Linked DNA regions of Homo sapiens: regions 1 and 3 are each linked to region 2. A link is a loop called in an ENCODE intact Hi-C map of the cell type or tissue named here. Cell type or tissue: Caco-2. All regions are shown on one strand. Links, peaks and the distances in the headings refer to the core of each region. The heading gives the core; the rest is flanking DNA.

Region 1 (6,732 bases), core at 1,004-6,003, 360 kb after region 2:
GACAACTGGGAATTGTTCTTATTGTATACTTTATACTCATGGCTGATAATTCTCTTCTAACACATGGAGTTGTGTGCAGAGGGATGTTTGGAAAATCAAAAGTATACTTTTTTATAAAAATCAGCGTATTATATTGAAGGCAGAATTTTTCTTTGCTTGATATTCATTCAGTTTACTAGTTATCTTTTAATGTAAAGAAACAAACCCTACTTTGATACCTGCTGCCTAATCTTGTGCTCTCTACTCACCTTTGCCTCCATCTTCTTCCTTATAGTACAGAGAAACTGATGGATGACCTCTTAGTCTAATGGGGAAGTCCCAACAGTGGCATGCTGCTCTTTCAGGGGTAGACTTCTCAGGGGCTTCCTTCTCAGAGTGAATGTTTATGCCAACATCTCATTATCATTAACCAAGTATGGTTTGTACCGATGTACCATACCAGGAATCAGGGTAGGCTTCCTGCACATACAAGCCTATGCAGCCGTATATAACCCCACTCTTGGCTTATTGCCCTGCTATTACAGTCTTGAGTCTTAGGAATGTTTGAATAAGCAACCTTTGATTTACATTTTGCCCTGAGCCCCCAAAATTATGTAGCTGGTCCTGCCAATGAACAGTAAATTGACATCCATTTCCTTAATACCACAAATAGAACAGAATCAAACAATATAAAATTGTGTCATATTACTCTTTTAACAGTCTCACCAGATTCTTTCAGTAGGCCTCTTATTTAAGTAGTGTTGATTGTAGCTTTCCTTTGACAAAACTCTACTGAGGAACAGCTAAATCCATGTTAGTGGGCAACTGAGGGCCAATGTTGAGATGACAGATGTGTGACTGTATCATTCCCCCACTAGAGATTGTGTGAGACCCCACTGTCAGCCAAATAACCTTAAAATGTATGGATTATCTCTGTGTTTATTTTCTATTACCAAATTTACAATAATGATAAAAGAAGAATTATACAAATTATATGAATTTGACATCTTAGCTGTCTCTTTGAACACAAGAAAAACAGAGGAGCAAGAGAATGCTTTTCTTCCTATTCGTAATAGATGACTTACATTTCCTTGGGTATTCATGAACAAGTTAAGACCATAAAGAAAATTGGATACCACCATAACATTATAAACCTATAATTTGATCTTCAATGATTTTCATGTTGTTGTGGTAGCACTTTTTATCTTCCACATTTTAGAGAAGATTGTTTATTGTTTATTGATATTTAATGCTATAAAACTATCATTTGTTGTGTCCTTTTAAATACCATAATTTGATTCTGGCAAATTGTTTTTGTTTTCTGGCTATTATCATGTCTGAATAACTGAAAGTACATATAAAACAAACTTCCTGTAAAATTATGGACCATTTCTGTATCATTTCTATTTATCCAATCATAGTTTTAATTCAGAAGCTCTTTCTCTCCCCATCTGTGTCTTCATAATTACCTTCAGATTTATGAAAAATATCAGCTGACATTTTTAATTTTGTCCAGTGGCCTTACTTAATGACAAGTCATTGAATTATGTGCTTCCTGGTACATATTCTTCCTTCTGCCTGATCATCCATCACTGTCCTGCACCATGAACCCTCATGTTATCCACTGACTTCTACAAGATCCTCAGATCTAGGCTCAGATTAGATGCCATCACCCCGGAGAGGCCATACTTGACACCAATAACCAGATTAGGTGGCACTTAACCATCATACCACATTTACTTATTTAATTATCTTTCTTCAAACTTTAAATCATTAAAACATTCATTTGTTTAATTATCGTTCTCCCTATTTTAGACTAAAATATTAAAACTTTGACTTTTTACAACATTCCCCCCAAAACTGTTAAATGCTCACCATACACTGCTATCTAATTAGAATTAAAGAATCTTATTTAAAAATAGCTAGAAGAATTGTAACGTTCTCAACACAAAGAAAAGATACATTTTTGAGGTGATAGATATCTCTATTTTTGATTTCATCAATACATATTGTCTTCATGTATCAAAATATCACCTGTATCCCTCCTAAGTGTACAACTGTTATGTATCAATACCATTAAGAAATAAACTCCATTCCTCATGTAAGTGGTTTTGACTCAATTCTTTATTTGTTTATTAAGCATGAACTGTGTGCTAAAGATGTTGCTACACTGAATTAATGAGGCATGATCTCTCTGCTCTGGGACACTTAAACCTCGTGGTCCTTTCTATTTAATAGGTACTATGCAGATCATGATCTCTCTGCCTGACGAACACATCAAGATAAGTGATTGAAAGATTTTTTAAAACTTTGGTTAGGCTGTATATTTCAATATCACGTATGTTCATCTATGTCATCTTTTATTTTCAAACCACTTAAGAGAACCTACCACACTTTCAACACCTTGAATTTAACTATCCATGAAAATATTCAAATTTTCTAGTCAAAAAATGTTACCATAGGAAATGTCTGTTTTGTGGGAAGAAATAATGAGGAAAATTAGTAGGCCCTTATCTAGGACAAATAAATAAAATCTGAACTTTCCTCATCTAACGTGCAATTGAGATTTTAGTGACCTATAAATAGTAGTAAATCAAACATTAATTTTGTTAATGCTATTCGTGGACAATCAAGAAATTCCATTTATATTAGAGTTATTTCCCAGACATGGAGAAAGCAAACAAAGTCAAATCAGAGCTCTTGTTTGTAGGCACACTCTTTCATAGACCTTCAGTCTCCAAACTGAAAAATTGCTACTTTGCCCTTGTGAACTCCTACTTTAATATTTGTATCGAAGTTCATTCTGTCTCAGTGACTAGTTTTCCTATTTTCTACTTTGGAAATTGAATAAGAAAACTTGTTTTCCATATTCTTCGGGGTTTTCTTCAAGATGGCAAGGCAACCTGTGCTTTACATAAAAAAATAGATGAGGAGGCCTCAAATAAAAATCAAAGTAGCTAGCTAATTTATTATTAATTTTTTATCATCAGTTCTTTTAATAGCTACGATATTAATTATCCATAAAAACCTTATGCCTCAACATGATAAGTACATATATTCATCTCTTAACAATAAACAGAGAGTGTTGTAGTAACAGAATAATGGGGTTTGTAGTAAGGGGACATACTTTTGATTTGGGGTTCACTTTTTAAAGCAGCTTTTTAGAATTGTGATAAATATGAATAATTAACTTAAACCTCTACAGAAATATTATTACCTATGGACTAATGCCACTTAAATTCTCATCTTCCAGGAATGCTTTACTTAATACTCAATCTGTCAATAGTCTTGAAGATTTACTTTTCACCTTGCTTAATCTATCTATTATTAATTGGCATGCACCTATGGTCAATAAATAATGCCATTCATTTTGTTTGAAAGAAACCCTCTGGAATGGTATCTGTGCAAAAGTGATTGAAGGAATGATAGAAATGTATCCACTTCTGGATAGAAACATAGGAGGTACTCAAGTGTACCAGCAACTTGTTACCCAAAATTTAGTCTAATAAATGAGGAATGCCAAATTAAAATGAAATTGAAAAAAGAATACTGGAAAGAGGAATTGGATTATGCAGATTGTGATACTGACAGGACATCATTCTTGAACAATTACAATCTCAAGGTTTTTGTTTGTTTGTTTGTTTTTTGCCCTAACGCATCACCCTAATTTAGTACATCCAACAGGGGAACCCACCCGGAGGGAATTGCTCCAGCCAGCACCCATGCCAGGGGAAGAGCGCCACCTGCTGCAGCTTTGTCAAAGTCTGTTATATACTAAAATTTCTTTTGGGGAATGAGCTGACCAACTGTGTATTGCAAAAGTAGCATTCCTTTCGACTTTAGCCCCATGATCTGTAGAGTTCTGCCAACACAATTAGTATAGCTCCAGAGAATGCATAATAGTCACACATAAATAGACAATAACAAAATTAATAACATCAGATCAGTCAACATATTTAAGCTTTACAATTTTATTTATAAACACATATATGTATGCATTAATGTGTTTGTGTGTGTGTGCGTGTGTATGTGTGTGTGCGTGCGTGTGTGTGTGTGCGCGTGCATGTTTGGGAATTTTAACGTCTTTTCATCCCTGGAGCTCTAACTTTGTCATTATAAATTTCCAACTTATATGAATTTATTTGTCTATGTCATTTGAATAATTTCACCATGTAAGTTTCGTTATTTTTGTCTTCTTCTGATCATAAAGAAATAGCTCTTCCTTGACCTGTCTTCACTTTTAGATGTTTGAAACAAAGGTTTTTACATTTGGAGGATCGGAGTCTAGTGAATCTTAAAATTATATTTTCTCAGCAAATCAATAGGAGACACTGTAAAGTGAACTCACATCACCTTCTCTGCTTCTGCCTTCTCCACTTGGAGCTGTATGCAGAAAATATACTACTTGACAGCCTGAAGGAGATTCTCTCTCTTTTAGGAGAGTTGCAGATGAAGGGAGAGGTTAATTGGATATTAGCAGAAAGCTCAAAATGATGTTTCTACTTCAATTTGGGCCTCCAAAGGGTATAGAGGGAAGGATTCGAGTGTCAATTTCCTTTTTTAAAAGATTGATGTTTGGGTTAGGAAATTTAGCATGTCAGAGGTATCTCCCAGCATAAGGCTTCAAAAAAGAAATTACCCAGAAAAGATAAATGGTGTTTGAGCTTTAGTTAGGGCAATTTTATGGAAGTGTCACCCATGAAAGAAAATGAAAAAGTGCAGAGAAATTTAAAATTTAGCTTTAATTTACACTCTGAGGATTATATTCTTTAAGAATTTTGATATTTCTGATTTAAAATGAAAATCAAGCATTACCAATCAGCATGTGAACAGACTCACATAGAGCCCTTTTGATTAGACCTCCTCAAGTTGGGACTTTAGATAGACTCATATTTTCCCTCTTGATTTTTGTGACTAAACCTGAAAATATGAAATTTAGTGACACCATTCACATTATGCTGCTAACAGTTACACAAAATATCTTTGTTTAGGGACCTAATAAAATTGGTCATATAAAGAGGAAATGAGATTTTTAATGCAAAATGAAGCTGACAGTGCTTTTCTATTACCAGGGTCTTATTAGGGAAAAATTCTCTGACATCTGTTTATCCCCTGCAGCCAACCTTGTATTCAGAATACAGTAATTGATTCACAGCATCCACTGGGGATCTAACTGGCTCACTTTTCCACACCGCACTACACAGGTATCTCTGCAGCTAATTCTGAATGTACATCTACATCGTTATCTCCTGGTGAACTGTGACCCTAAACACTTTGGAGGCCCAGATGAAAGTGCTTCCTCCACCCTCCAGTGCTAGGGGTGTAGCAGATTCTGCAGCATGGCAATTCACACAGGACATCCAATCAGAACCATCCCCTTTGAAGCCCTTCTCAGCTGGGAGACCATGAATGATTCATAGCTTCTCCACACAGACTAAAGAGGAAGAGCAAAGCTAGTGTGTATTATTCAGGACTGCATCCTCAATAAGTCTCCATGTTCAGCAAATTGCTACAATGTTTTTTTCTTAGTCCTTACTTCCCATACAACATCTCTTTTGTGTACAAGTTTTAACAAAGAAAGGTCGTCCGTTTAAGCAAACTTGTTGATTGGGTTATTTCCCCCCTTTTAATGAATGTTAGTGCAGTCACAGATTTAATGCAAAGGAAAGCGCCTGGCAGGGACCACACTTTCCAAGAAGGATCCCAAGGCCCCAACTTTACAATTAACTTAGAAAGTGAATTTGGTGCCAACTTCCCATTTTTTCATGATTAGGGTCAAAATATTAATTGCATTGTGCACCATGTGCAAAAGTTAGCTTCATAACGCCATGCATAAACTAAATCAAATATTTTACCCATTGGAAAATACTTTTTGCCAGCTAGTACTGCTGTGCTGCGTAGGAGGTCTAATGTAGGCCCCTCTCTTTCAGCAACCATACAGAGTGATCATCATGATAACGATTACTAAGCATCTTCCCCGTCCCAGGATTCTGCAGACACAATAACTGGATATTACCCCCCAAAGAAACATCAGTTCTGGAAGCTTCATTATTAAGCAAGCAGGATTTTCCTTGTGTCATCATTCACAGAGGGTTTATCTTGCAAGCTGAAATATAAGCACCAGGAGAAAACCACAGAAATTCTACCTGAAAGGGAGAGTGTTACTCAACATCCTGGAGGTTTTGTTCTTGAAATATCAGTTTGCCTTTTGCTTATGACCAAATCCATGAATCTAGTGTTGAAATTCATAACTATAACTTTGGTATTTCTAAGTATCTTTTAGCAATCTTGAATTTTAAAATTTTTCTAAACTTTAAATATTTGCTGCTTTCACATATGTAAGAATATTCCCAGAAATAATACATGCCAAGCAAATTAAAAATTAAAAAGTAAATTTAGAGTAAATTTGCCACTGAGTATTATTTAGTAGTTGGAAGTACTTTAGCCTAGCCTGATAATTTGAAGAAAATACAAAAAGGACTAAAATTAAACAATATCCCTCAAGTGTATGAAAAATAAAATTATTCAAAGATGAAAAGCTATATTTGTTAAGACATCCAAATTACCTGTTTTTATACCATATGTTTTTTTCAAGAATATTGCCTTAAAAAATAAATGCATAAGTGTTTCATCCACCTTAGATCACCTTGGATTTTTTTTTTCTTTGGGCCCAGGTTCCCCTATGGGCTACCTGATTTGCTCATTGCTGGAGCTGATTGACAGGTATGGAGACAAATATGCAAATGATATGCA
Region 2 (6,732 bases), core at 1,257-6,256:
AAATTAATTAATCCTAATGAATTAACACTTCATTTATTTAAACGCGCTACAGTTCATGAATTAAATTTTCATGCAGTGATTAAAGGCTGTTAAAATATGCATGATTTCGTTAAAATTTTATAATAAATCAGGGCAATGTGTTACATGACAAGGCAACTATTTCCCAGTCCCTCGCAAGGGGCTTTGATTTGTGCGGGCGGCGGGAAGGAGGGGCGGCTGGCGGCGGCGCCGGCGAGCGTTGGAGCCGGGTGACAGGACCCAGCTCCGCACTCTCGGGTTTGGACTCGCGTCCTTGCGGTTTTCTCCACAGCTTCCAGACCCTTTTGGGGATCTTGCTCCTGGAGGCAGAGCGGAGCCTGCGGAGAGCGACAGGCACCCGCTTCCAGGTCCTCGGAGCCGCGCTTGTGGGGGCTGGGGGTCCCCTGCTGCCCATTGACTACCTCCACCCCGAGCGTCCGTGCGTTCTGGTGGCAGCAGACGGCAGGCGGCTATCCGCGGAGCAGGAAGGCGACAGAACTTCCTATGTCCTTGCGTGGGGTCATGGGCAGGCGTGTCTGTTGTGGAGTTTCGTTTGTTTGTTGTTGTTCTAACCCAGGACCTGGAAGCCCCTTCTCTGATCAGCGCCTTCTTCCAGCTTTGAATGCGGCAGGGCCCAGGCGGGGCGGGGACGTCTCTGCTCCTCCTGGGACCTAAATCACAGGAGTCCTTGGCCACGTTCAGCCATAAGACATTATTCACTTGGGCTGCGAAACTCCTGGCAACTATTAGGCAGGGGAGGCCCAGCCCCTGTTGGGACAGAGACGTAGTAGTCATGTGTCACCCGTAGGGCTTTCACAAGGTAGGTGGGTTTCATGTCCACGGAGAGATCAGGGTGGAGATATGTACATAGGTCTATATCTATAGATATAACGCCAAGAGTGACAATAGTCAGCAGTGAACTTTCCTGGGACGCATCATCTGGGTCTCTAGGTCATCAACGACATCTCAAGGTGGTCTGGTTAACGTCCAGGAAAATGTCCCCAAGGGAAGTTGCATTTAAATTAAACGACCAGACGAAAGAAAACTATATTTCCCACCAGTTTCCTTGAGAACCTCCTCTGCCGGTCCCAGCTGGAGCCCAGTCTGAATGCCTTAGAAGCAGAGATGACGACGGGCCCCAGTACCGCCAACCACTCCGGGCCTTAGGGACCAGAGGAGGAGAGAGGCCGAGGGAGCTCCGCAGTGCCAAGCAGAAAGGGAGGACGACGGTCTCCGGGAAATCTCCGAGCCTAAGCGACCCGGAACGTGGCCCGGAGAACTCCAACCTCAGCTCTGGGCTGGGTCCCGCGGGCCTCGGAGGGCAGGCCACTGCCCGGGATGGCCCCCAGTGAGGCCAGCGAGGAGCCCAGTAGCTATCGCCTGGGAGGTAGCGGACCAAGATGCGCGACACTGGGATCAAAGCAGCTCAGGCATGACCCTGGGAAGGCGGCCCAGAGGGGAAGCGAAAGTTCCACCGTCCTTTCTCCATTCCTTCCTCCATTCCACCCTTCAGTGTCAGAGCCCAGGGCGCCGGGACAGCCCAAGGGCAGCCCCTGTTCTGAGACCCGAAGATCTTACCCATATCCTGCTCCCCTGCTGTCTGCCCTTTCACATGTGCTTAAAACAACCTAAGTGGCCTCTAAAGCCAGCCGACCCTGGGCCCTGGGGGCTTCTCCTGCATGCAGGGCGCTGGCTGCGTGGTGAAATGTGCCTCCTTTCAAACTAAACAATTGCCTACGCACAATGTAGCTCCCCGAGTCTGCGAGAAACACAGCTCCGGCTTCGGCCACCAGAACCCAAGGTGGCCGGGCCTGCAAGTGGGGCCCGGTTTCCAGAAGGAGCGAGGGGCCCGGCCCCCCTCCCCTGTATACCCACTACCGCCACGCACTTATGTCGAAGTCCCTCAGACCCGATCCTGAGTCCCTAAACCCCAACAGACAACTCGGGTTCAACCCCTCGGAGGTGAGAAGGTGGGGCGAGTAGTGGCTGCGGAGTCAAATACTAACTTTCTCCGCACCCGGTCGGAAGGAGGATGTCAGTGCCCAGGTGGGCAGCAGCTATCAGGCGCGCTCTCCAAAAGTGGAGGATGGGAAGTTGGCGGTTCAGGTCAAAGGTGAGGAGCGTTCACCCCAGACAGTGCGGATCCTGGCACAAAACCTCTCCCGCCAGTCCTCACGCCAACCAACGAAGGTCTGCTCCCTTAGGTCGGGAAAAGGGCGCTGCCAAAGGAAACGGGAAGTGAGGCCTGCCAAAGGAGGAGGAGAAAATTAATTAATGAGGGAAAGAAATGTGTCTCTGATCCACATGATAGACTCCCTGTCCCTGGGGGCGGAAATTCCTTGGAAATCAATAGTTGTGCATTCATTATCCTTCTCTTGATAAAATGCAAAGCTATGAGATGAGGAGGAGGAGGAGATCTGTGTTGGTCATTAAATAAGAAGGAAAAAAAATTGCCCAGGAATCTATGCCAAGGCTCAGACCCCATGTGGGTATCATTAGCACAGGCAGGGGCCAACGAGTTACAGCAGTTGCCAAACCAGGAAAACAAAACAGTGACATATGGGTGAGCTGAGCCCAAGCCCACCACCTTTTCCTTTTACGCATCAGGAGGAAAGTAGGGAGAGGCTTGATATGGTCCAGGGAACTGCCTGCAGATGTGCCAGCATGCCCTATTCTTTAGCCTGGGCTGAGAACCAACGAGGATGAGGCATGATAACTGTCCAAGCATCACCCGCTCCATATTTCTATACACATCCCTCTCATCACACCTGTTATACCTGTGTCATAGATGCCTTTTATCCGTGGCTTCCCCACGCACATACACTGTCACCTCCTGCAGGGCAGGTACTCATATTGTATACCTCATTTTATCTCCAGTGTCTTGTACTGGGCCAGACTACCGCTCAGCAAGAATTTGAGGAAGGAAGATAAGGTAGCAAGTTAATGAGGGCGGAGTGAAATAATTGGCTCCTGAAAAAGAACAGGCTGGAATAAAAATTTACAGCTCTGCCTGGGGAAAACACACCCCTCCTTTTTAAGGAGAATGTAGACCCCCCCATCCCCCCACCCAGGGATCTTCCTGCAATCTCCAACCAGCCCTGGATTGTTGAACAGCCCCTAGGCCACCACCCCTCCCCCAGGCTACCCGAAACTGGCCTCTCTTCCTTCCTACACACGTGTTTTTTGGTGGGGTACTTTTCCTGTGACAAACTCTGCACTAAGTGCTATAGTGAAGATGGATGTATCCTAGATGGGCTTCCTATCCATGGTGGGAGGGGGAGGGAGGATTGTACCCATAGCCCTCATGTTTCTGGTCCCATCAAAACACCCAATACCCCAAGCAAAGATCTGGCCTCACCCCAAGGTGGGGTATTCCTGTTGTCGAAAGAGAGGTGAACAGGGAAGGAAATCTTGGTGGGACTAACTCCTAACTTCAGGCTAAGGTGGCATCTCTCCGCTGGGTTTAATGGAAGCCTCCCAGGGTTGGAGGGTGAACCGAGGTGCCTTTTGGGTACTCAGGAGCTCACCTGGCTCTCAGAGGCCCCACCCGGCCGCAAACCTGTACTGTTTACCTTTCTGTTGCTCCTGTACCCTTCAGGGTCCCTAAAGACCAGCGCTTCCTTGAGAGGGGAGGGGCAGGTTCCAGGCCCTCACCCTCTGTGGGGGCCTTTTCTTTCCCGTCAAGAGAGAGCGCAGGGAACGGCCACCAGGGGTGTCAGGAAGGACTAGGTTAAGCCCGGACTCCCGGTGTGATGACTACCGTAGGACTCACTCTTTCCCTCTAGCGACGTCCTGCTCATCGTCCACTCCCCGTTGAGATAAAGTTGCATTTAGCGCTCCCAGGGGACTGCGTAATGGATGGAACCAGCTCCTTCTCTCACCAGCAAGTGAACATCCTTCTCACTTCCCTCTGGAGCTAGAAGGAAGGGAGGGGGTGGGGGGGAACATGAAAAGAAAGAAAGAAAAAGCCATGGTGACGCCTGTGGGCTCTTCTTGGAATCTGAGTAGGTGAGTGGGTATGCTAAACACACATGCATTTGTGCAGAGGAAAGATAAAATCCACGGGAACGCAAATTTAGGTTTATAGAAATGAGATCTGCTCTTTGGTGGAAATACAGACTTCCTTGGTGTGGGAGAGAACAGAAAGATTATCTGATTTCTGCTTTCCATAAGCAGCCCCTTGCTGCTCTCCAGCTCTCTTACCGCAGATGTGATAACATCTGGGCTGTTAGGTTATTATCACCGCGAGCAAGTGCTCCTTCCCTGGGGACTTTGGCACCTGAACTGTGGCTCCCCTGGGAGGCTCTTGATCTGCTACCACATAAGGGCCATATAACAGGTTGGCTAATTGATTTATTCTTTTTAGGTCTTAATTTCACAATAATTTTTTAAAAATTTAAAAACTGGACCAGAGCTTGTCCCCGTTCTTTCAAATTGGCTTGATTTAATATTTTTGAATCAAGCTTTCCTGTAAGTTAGTTTGATCTGTCTCCTATTGAAAAAAATATATATAAGCAGGCAGAGATATGAGGCAAAAAGCCAAAAAGATGGAAGGGAAAAGAAAGTTCTCTTTTCAACATCTTATTCCCTTTTCTCTGAAGCAGTTTTCCTGGAGTTCCCAGCATAAAGTGTGTGTGTGTGTGTGTGTGTGTGTGTGTGTGTGTGTACGCTGAGGGGAGGAAGGATCCCAACTACACCCTGTTAACTGTTTTTTCCTTTTGATTACTAGAAGCCTTAGATCACCCGGAGCTCGTTTGAAACGTGGGTTTGTACACGGTTGAAGGAGACAAACAATAAGAGAAATGCACAATTTCATTTCAACAGCTTTTCCCGAGTAGAAAGCACACGCTCCTTGTGGCTCCTAAGTGGCTGTCACTGGCGGTGCCTGACACAGTTATATTCACAACAACAACAAAAAAGTATGCGGAGGAAATTAAATTATATGGAAATCAATAGCGTCTGACTGCTTCAAACAAATGTCTGTCACCGCGATTATTCTCCAGGAACCTATTTATAAACCTTTAAAGAAACAGGTTCTTGCAGCAAAAGACAGCACCTTCTGCATTTCTGTGTTGTTATTTATACTGTATACAGAGGAATGCGCGGGCATAATTTAACGTAGAAATGTCCAGCTGTATACATTATACAACAGCTTGTTAGGCATCCCGAAGAGGAGGAATGCCTAAGTAATGCTCATATATTCAAGGCTTGCTATCAGGGAGAAGAAACATACACACATACACACACACGCACGCACACACACACACACACACACACATAGAGGGGCGTGCGCGCATCTCGTCTTTTTTATTCTAAAAGGTGCCCACCCTTAGACAATAGCTGGACCTTCTGATCTTTCCAGACCACGGTGGGAAAGGTGAGGCGGGCAGTGCGCATGCCCGGGTAGCTACAGGTGCATCACCTGCGCTGTCCTTGCTGGTGGTCACTATAAGAGCGGCTCCCACGCGCTGGTCGCGGCCGGACGAGCGCGCGCGCGCGCAGACGCACGGGGCCGCCGAGAAGGAGAGCGCGCGTCAGACAGACGGAGACAGCTGATGCCTGTCAGCGCGGTGGGGCCGCGAGCTCTCGCGAGAGCTCCCCGGGACGGCCGCGAGAAGTGGGGCTCAGGTGTTAGAGGAGTGCATCCCGTCGGCGCGCGGGGCTAGAGCTGTCGGAGAAGCGGGACCGCGAGGCCGGCGCGCGGCGCTCTGCGCGGTCAGAGGGAGCGCCTGGCAGCAGCAGGAGCAGCAGCAGCAGCCCGCGGCGGGGCCGCCGCCAGCCGCCGCGACCGCCGCGGCTGCAGCCTCCGAAGGGAGGCCGGGTGAGCCGGCGTACGCACTTTCCCGCGGACTTTCGGAGTGTTTGTGGATATACATGCCAAGCCGCCACGATGATGTCCATGAACAGCAAGCAGCCTCACTTTGCCATGCATCCCACCCTCCCTGAGCACAAGTACCCGTCGCTGCACTCCAGCTCCGAGGCCATCCGGCGGGCCTGCCTGCCCACGCCGCCGGTAAGCGCCCCACGCCCGCGGCCCCGGCCCGCGCGCCCGCCCCTCCCCGTCTCCGAAACGCTGCATGTCGGGGGCTGGTGTGTGCAGGTCCCGGTGCGGGGAACTGCGGGCAGGGGGTGTAGAGCAGTCCCGCAGCGAGGCACGTTTTGTCCGGCGGCCCTTAATGTCGTGTTCCTGTCTGCCTCTGCCTCCGCGTCAGGCGCCTGCGATCGGAGTAGGGAGCGCTGGGGCCAGGACTCTCGACTTCCCTCTACTTTCTCTGTTAATTTCACGCCTCAGAAAGGCAGTCTCTGTGCGTGCTCGGGTGTGTGACACGGGTCCCCAGCTGCGAGTTACATTTCCATTTCTTCTTTTCCCTCTTTTTCGTCTCCCACGCCCGTTTCCGGAATGTGTTCTTGTGTCCCCCTTTCTCCCTACTTCTGTCCCCCTCTCCACGCTCCCATCCCTTCTCGTCTGCCCCCTCCCTGGTCGTCAATGTGCCCCCTCTCCGTCTTTCCCGCTCTCCACTGCCCCCAAACCCGTTGTTATTTTGGTTGCTTTGTGTTTGCCCTTCGCATGCTGTGCTTTCCGGCCTGTGTGTGTGTTTCTTCTGTTGTTTTGTTTTGCTCTTTTGGTTTTGTGGTTTTTTTGGTTTGGTTTGTGTCGCCTGCAGCTGCAGAGCAACCTCTTCGCCAGCCTGGACGAGACGCTGCTGGCGCGGG
Region 3 (6,732 bases), core at 529-5,528, 290 kb after region 2:
CAATTGCCATGTTCCCTTTGGGGAACTAGACATTTTATTTGTGCTGGTTTTGATGTAGGGAAGCTTATAAAGGGGTGAAAGTACTTTCGTTCTTGTTGTGTCTTACTGCTTAAGGAAGGATGGGTTGTTGACTGAAGTGAAGGAAATGCCTTAATAGCATAAAACAGCGAGCTGGCTCCAGAATCAATAGGGCACTGAAGCAATGCAAACAGACATAATACTTGAAACATACAAGGAAGGGTGCGGGAAAGAAACTTCAAACTTCATGTGAATGATTTGTATTTACTATAAAGAGCAAGAAGTTTAGGGAAAATTTTGAAGAAAATGAGAGAAGTCAGATGAGGAGATTGGAAAACTCATTGGTCAGCAGTATTTAGAATATATTAGAAGAGGTAAAGCTTGAAGTTGAAGGGCCAGAAGGGTCAGAAATATAGACATTTTTGTAAATTTATGTGTTGTATTTCCACAATTATTAAACTGTGTTAGTAGTCTCTGAATGCTGGGCTAGCGCAAAACCCAGATTAAAAATTAAGTTGCAGAATTTGATGAAAGATAGACATTGATAATACTCTCAAAATGTAATAAGTCATATGGTGAAAGGATTGGAGATCACTGAATATGCTTCCAGGGGAAAATGTTACATGTAATTAAGCTCAGGGTGGAGTAGTAGTATCTCTGGGGTGATAAACTAATGGACTTAAACTATTTTCTCACTTTTAGATTTTTCTGTCTCTCCTGATCAAAGTTGTAACTTATAATGGGTAAAAGACTTCTGAGAGCTTAGATAAGTATTTAAAAAAGTTCTTTGCATATTTTAAGTAGCCTTCACATCCTTTTGCAATCTTTGTTGATCAATACCTTCCACCTCCTAATCTACCCCTGTCCTTACCCATGCAAATCAAATTAACCACTGTTTTAGCCTATCCTAAATAGCAGAGAGTGAGGCAAGACTACATTGCCAATCCTTTATAGGGAAATGACATTTCTAGGCAAAGGTGAGGGAAAAGGAAATGAATCAGAGAGGGATGGAAGCAAATGCAAGGTGATGTGTTATGGTGCTGGCCAGACAATGCTTCAGGAGGTTTCCAGACAGGATGCGTGGAAAAGCCACCACTCAGAACAGTCCTCTACAAGGAATTTATCTAGTGTATTATTCTAGGCCTGTCTCCCATTGGTCTGTTTGCCTCATGAGCTGTCTACTTCCCTGAGTTTTATTGTTGTATCACTTGGCCCCCTTTGGAAGTGGTGTGGGGCTTTGTCTAGTCCAAAATTGTTTGGAAGAGCCAAAGCCTGTGGACCAGGCTTGCAGTAAACTATCTGTCACCAGGATCTATAAACCCACAGATAGTCTGTGACCTTGATGTCAGCTATGTTGGGCAACTGTCCAAGGTCTAGGAGATAAATGAGGTTGAGAGAATCTGAGGAAGCATTTACGCTATGTTGGAGGCAACCACACACTCATATCCCCACCGTCCTACTGTAGATTCTGCAACAGTACCTATAGCGTTTTCTTATGTATTTGTTTCTTCTTGCAGATCTATAAGCTTATGAGAGCACTTAAGTTGAGTTTTTGTGCTTGTAGGCCTTAGCACAACATTTGTACATAAAAATAGTTAATGAATATTTATAGAATAAAGGAATGAAGTTATATATCATCCTTCTCAAAAATCAAAATTCCAGTCTTCCAAATAAGGTATCTAAATTCTTATGACATTCTATTTACCATATACCCAGACATCAGAAATTCACACCTAAAACAGTAGCCACTGAGTTTCTATAAATCCTCTGAAAATTTAAGTACATTCTAAAAAAATCACACATGGTTCCTGAAAAGTCAAACTAAGCTCCAGGTATATATTTTAAACTATTCATAGGAAAGAAAAAGAGCTTCTCTGACATGCTATGCTGAAAATTACCTGCTTATTTCATTACAAATGATATTTTAGCATTTAACATTTGGTGGTAATAACTGTTACTTTTTAAAACAGGTTTATTGTTGTCACTAATTTTTACACTGTTCCTTGCAGATGAACATTTTTTCAAAAAATAAATAAGTCAAGGTTAAATAGTTTACCCACAGGTACAAAGGTAGAGATGGGGGAGGTCTCATCAGATGTTTATTAATTAGTATCTTTTCTACAAAATCACATGCTGACTAGCAGATGAAGATGAATTAAACACATGATCATATCTTCTGTTACCTAATACCTCAATAGGAATCCATAAAACACTGTATTAAAACAATCATAGGAAATAATAAATTTAGAAAATGATAGTGATAGGCTGGAGAAAACTGTCTAAAGGGATTGGTATAAAGAAAACTGTCACAGATAAATAAATGAAGAAATAAGGCAAGAACAGGTTTAAATATTGCTTCAAGCATGGCTTGTGTTACAGCACATAAAGTAGCTTAAAATATAAGCCCCAGTGTTTTCTTTGTAGTTTTTCTACATAAATACAGATATTATAATTAGCCTTTATGTTTTTCAGAAAACACTAATCCATGGTCAAAATAATTGGTTCAATGAGCTGGACACCTGTAGTAAGTTTCGGAAGAGAATACTTGCTTGTGGGTCTGAAATGATACCAACTATTTGGAGATAATTTACTTTAGAAATTTACATATCCAAATCATGGAGAAAATTAATATTAAAATAGAGAAAAAATAAAGCAAAAACAAATGTTTTAAACACTACTGGAAAATACATTCAGAAGCAGATGCTGCTTGCAAGCAGATATTTTATATAGAACAGTGTTTTAAGGACAGAGAAAGATGATAGGTTTTCAAGGATTCCGTTGTCACTGGATATAGGCATTTGCCTTTTGTATGTATTTAAGAATTTGCATTCTTATTCTGTTCTGAGCAGAAGATCTTTTTCTAGCGCAATGATAGCATGTGGTGTGTTGTGGTCCCGAAATGTGTGCAGTGAGGTCATTATCAACCCCAGACTAGTTTCTGTCTTTAATGCACATTAATTCACATGTCATCAGACATGAAAACTAAAGTGTTTAGAACCTATGTTCTTTTGCTTTTTGTCTTTCTGGTGTCATCAAAAGTAAAAAAAAAAAAAAAATAAATAAGCACCACCTTAGAGTATATGAATGACCAGGAAATAAACATAAGAATAATAAAAAGTCAAATCATGTCCAAATTAAATTAAAGAAAATGAATCACAGAAGTTTCAAATAGAACACCCATTTGCAAGTAAATGAATTCCAAATTTGGGCAAAGTTTTTTGGAGTTTTAGACTATTAGCATGTAGTCACAGTGACACTTTGTGTTCATTGTTAGGGAATGCACTCTAGGAAAGTGCTAGATGAATGGATACCATGATGCATTGTGCTGGGAGCATTGCTACAGAATTCATCCTTGGGAGATCCAAGAAAGAAAATGAGAAACAGAGTGAATCAAACTGAAACATGTAAACCCAGAGGAGTGGACATATAAATATAGAGTGTTATTAACACATAGATAATGTCCTTCTGAATTCACTAATATTCTTTGTATTGCACTGTTCAACATAGCATACGCTCTCTGCTTTTTAAGTAACTGACCTAACCTCTAGATCTAAAATATTTGTTCTACATCATTTATTTAGAGATGTTATTTTAATTGTTACTTAACATCTCAGTGGATAATTCGGCTTATAATTCTCTGAAATAAAATCAGACAGAAACTTATTTAGATTTAAAAGTTGAATTTTTTCTGCTTTTATCTGATGAAATAAATGGCAATACATTTCAATGACTACTAGAGAAAGAGAGAACAGCGTGAATCCAAGTATCCAAATATATAATTTTACATCATCATGTTAAAGAAGGATATTTATATTCTTTTATGTAAAAAGTATATTTTATTCTAATACTGCAGCTGTCTTTGTAAGGGTTGTATAATACAGATTTAGAGAAAAAAATTTAAATAAAAACATAATAGTTGGATTTATTAGAATATTTATATTCTAATAAAGTAGCTTAAAAATAAATTTTAAAATATCCTGACAATTAAATTATGGAATTGGATTGTAATGCAAAACATTAATTAGTATATTAAACATTAAACATTAAATCCTTAACTAGTCTGTTGAGAAAGGAACACATAAGTGTCCTAAGTTGGAAGGCCAAAGGCCAAAGGACAACTGGGGTATCAGAAGCATCACCCACAGATGGTGCCTGATCCATCTTGTTCCAACCTTATTTCTATATATAATTCCTCATATATATACATATATATGAGGAATATAAATAAATATATTTATTTATATTATAGATATGGTATTATCAGTTGTCTAAATACAATTTAGGAATACTTGAAACATAACAGCTATCTAGATAGCTAAGTAGGGATATTTGAGAACTCTTGATAGAAACTTTGAATATGTCTGATGATATATGTCTATACACTTATACATACAAATATGTGTAGACACATACACACAAACACACATATATGTTTAAATACAATTTATGTATATGAAATTTTAGATTAATTTGTATCTACATAGATTAAGTCAGTTGCAGACCTAAGCAGGAATGGCATATTAAAAGTAAAAGAACAGAACTTTGGAAAGTTGAAAATACGTAAATCAGCAATTTTGTATTCATTCAGATGATTTATTGCCTACTTTCTCCTTTTGTTTACATTCGTAGATAAACTTTTTAAAAAAATACTAGCCGGGCATAGTGGCTGTAATCCCACACCTGTAATCCCAGCACTTTGGGAGGCTAAGGCCTTCGAGACCAGCCTCGCCAACATGGTGAAACCCCATCTCTACTGAAAATACAAAAATTAGCTAGGCGTAGTGGTGCACGCCTGTAATCCCAGCTACTAGGGAGGCTGAGGAAACGGAATCGCTTGAATCTGGAAGGCGGAGGTTGCAGTGAGCTGAGATCGCGACACAGCACTCCAGCCTGGGTGACAGAGTGAGACTTCATCTCAAACAAAAAAAAAAAAAAAAAAGAAAAAGAAAAAAAAAAGTAAGTAAAGCCCAACTTGCCCCAAACACAGTAACTAATAAGGGGCAGAGCAAACATTCACACCCAAAGCCAGGGAGCTGAATGTTCCAGAACCCTACTGAAGTGCATCTTAATTTACTTAATAGGTTTGAATCTAAGAAGCTGTGTACAATTCATGTTTTATAAACTCTGTCCTTGCCAGTGAATTCCCTTGAATTTGGAAGAATCCTTGTGTAGTCCCTTAATTTACATGGTTTCTAACTTTAAATATTCATGGATTCACTGTGATTTGCTAGGAAAGGGATGTTTGTTATTATTCGAATGCTTTCCTTCATATCAAGTAATCAATAAATGTAAAATTATAAAACAAACTGCAGTTAAAAAACATTGTCACTAAAACTATAGTTATAGCTTCATCAAGTCAGCAACTCTGGACCCCCTAGCAAGAAATGAAATATTTAGGAGGATCTGTCATTGTTAGAAACTGTGTCATTTTGAGGGTGAAAGGAGTTTGATCAGCAATTACATCAGGGCAACTGGAGTAAATAGGGACAGTCTAAGAAAAACTGATCACTCTATTAGTGAGGGCAACTTGAGTGATAATTTTCATTCTGCACATTATTGGTACTATCCATTTATATTTACATATATGTTTTAAAAATTCAGAATTGTAGAAGTATCAAAATTGCTATAGAGTTGTTCCTCAGTATGCATAGGGAATAGGTTCCAGAATCCCTGGTGGATACCAAAATCTGAGGATGCTCAAGTCCCTTATATAAAATGGCACAGTATTTGCATATAACCTATGCATAGCCTCCCACATACTTTAAATCATCTCTAGATTACTTGTAATACCAAACACAATGTAAACGTGATGGAAGTAGTTATTATACTGTATTTTTATATGGATCTTTTTGTTTTATTATTATTCTTTAATATTTTGATTCATGGCTGGTTGAATATGATACAGAACCCACAAATATGGGAGACTAATTTTGTAAGCAAAACCAAATGGTCAAGCGGATAATGAAAAATCCAAGATACTCCTAATCTTGTAAGATAAGAAAGAAATGCAAAATGAAAATGATAAATTTGTTTTAAAGTATTATTGTTGGTTGGTGAAGGAAGAAAGCTCTAAATACAAGCCAAATAAAAATAAATACTACCATGATTGCTACTATCACTACCCCAATCCCCAGTCATCTATACTAGTGAATACTACCACGTACTAGGAACTGTTGTGTGTTTCACAGACACTATCTTATATAGCTATTAGAATAATTATGTAAGTAAAATATATTATCCACAATTTACATAAGAGAAAACCGATGCTAAGAGAAATTAATATTTTTTCCAGTATCAGCTTGGAAATGGCACAAGTGGGATTTGAGTAATTTTTTTTTCTCTAGAGCCTATGCTTTTTACTAAAATGTCTAGAGAAAAAAATCTTGGGATTGTAAGTGATAGTTGACTCATGGATCAAATGTATTACCGTTAGTGTGATTAAATGTGGTATTTGATCTATGATTAAAAGTAGACGATGTGCCTTAGTAATTAGGTCATTAGGTGGGAAATCAGAATATAAAAGTCCAGTTCTGGTTTTTCTTTCACTACTTACATGGCGCTAAGCAAGTTCCTGGCTCTCTCTGGGCTCCCTTTTCTTATCTACAAAATTAGTTACTTCACTAAATACCCATTATAAATGGTATAATGGGCTCTATAAGAGCCCATTTTTAAATGCGAGACTTCATTTCTAATATTTCGTGGAACCCAGAAATA

What was found. Peaks named below come from ENCODE experiments on the same cell type or tissue, not always from the same donor. Only the 100,000 strongest peaks of a DNase experiment are listed, where the experiment ranks them.
Region 1: it touches region 2 in a loop (2.4-fold over the local background); 2 of 110 quality-filtered maps call a loop at or near these places.
Region 3: a loop joins it to region 2, with 2.1 times the contacts of the local background. A loop is called at or near these places in 2 of 110 quality-filtered maps.

Annotation. Positions count from the first base shown.
Region 1 is chr13:78,238,488-78,245,219 of GRCh38, reverse strand. The region is part of intron 2 of OBI1-AS1 (OBI1 antisense RNA 1); the gene reads right to left. Among named protein-coding and RNA genes, the nearest start is that of OBI1-AS1, 190 kb to the right of the region's middle. In Caco-2, for the core only: a CTCF peak has its summit at 3,734 (motif pointing left); DNase peaks (open chromatin) are centred at 3,699 and 5,299.
Region 2 is chr13:78,602,503-78,609,234 of GRCh38, reverse strand. POU4F1 (POU class 4 homeobox 1) reads left to right here and starts at 5,683. Exons shown (of 2, transcript NM_006237.4): 1 at 5,683-6,031; 2 at 6,684-6,732. The coding sequence starts at 5,909. It overlaps OBI1-AS1 (OBI1 antisense RNA 1), which reads right to left. Exons shown (of 6, transcript NR_047001.1): 4 at 3,791-3,934; 5 at 2,025-2,263. RefSeq lists enhancers at 894-1,753, 1,754-2,615 and a silencer at 5,733-5,892. In Caco-2, for the core only: a CTCF peak has its summit at 3,743; DNase peaks (open chromatin) are centred at 3,754 and 5,604; H3K4me3 peaks cover 1,545 bases.
Region 3 is chr13:78,313,768-78,320,499 of GRCh38, reverse strand. All of the region lies in intron 3 of OBI1-AS1 (OBI1 antisense RNA 1), which reads right to left. Among named protein-coding and RNA genes, the nearest start is that of OBI1-AS1, 260 kb to the right of the region's middle. In Caco-2, for the core only: a CTCF peak has its summit at 3,244; no DNase peak of the experiment used is centred there.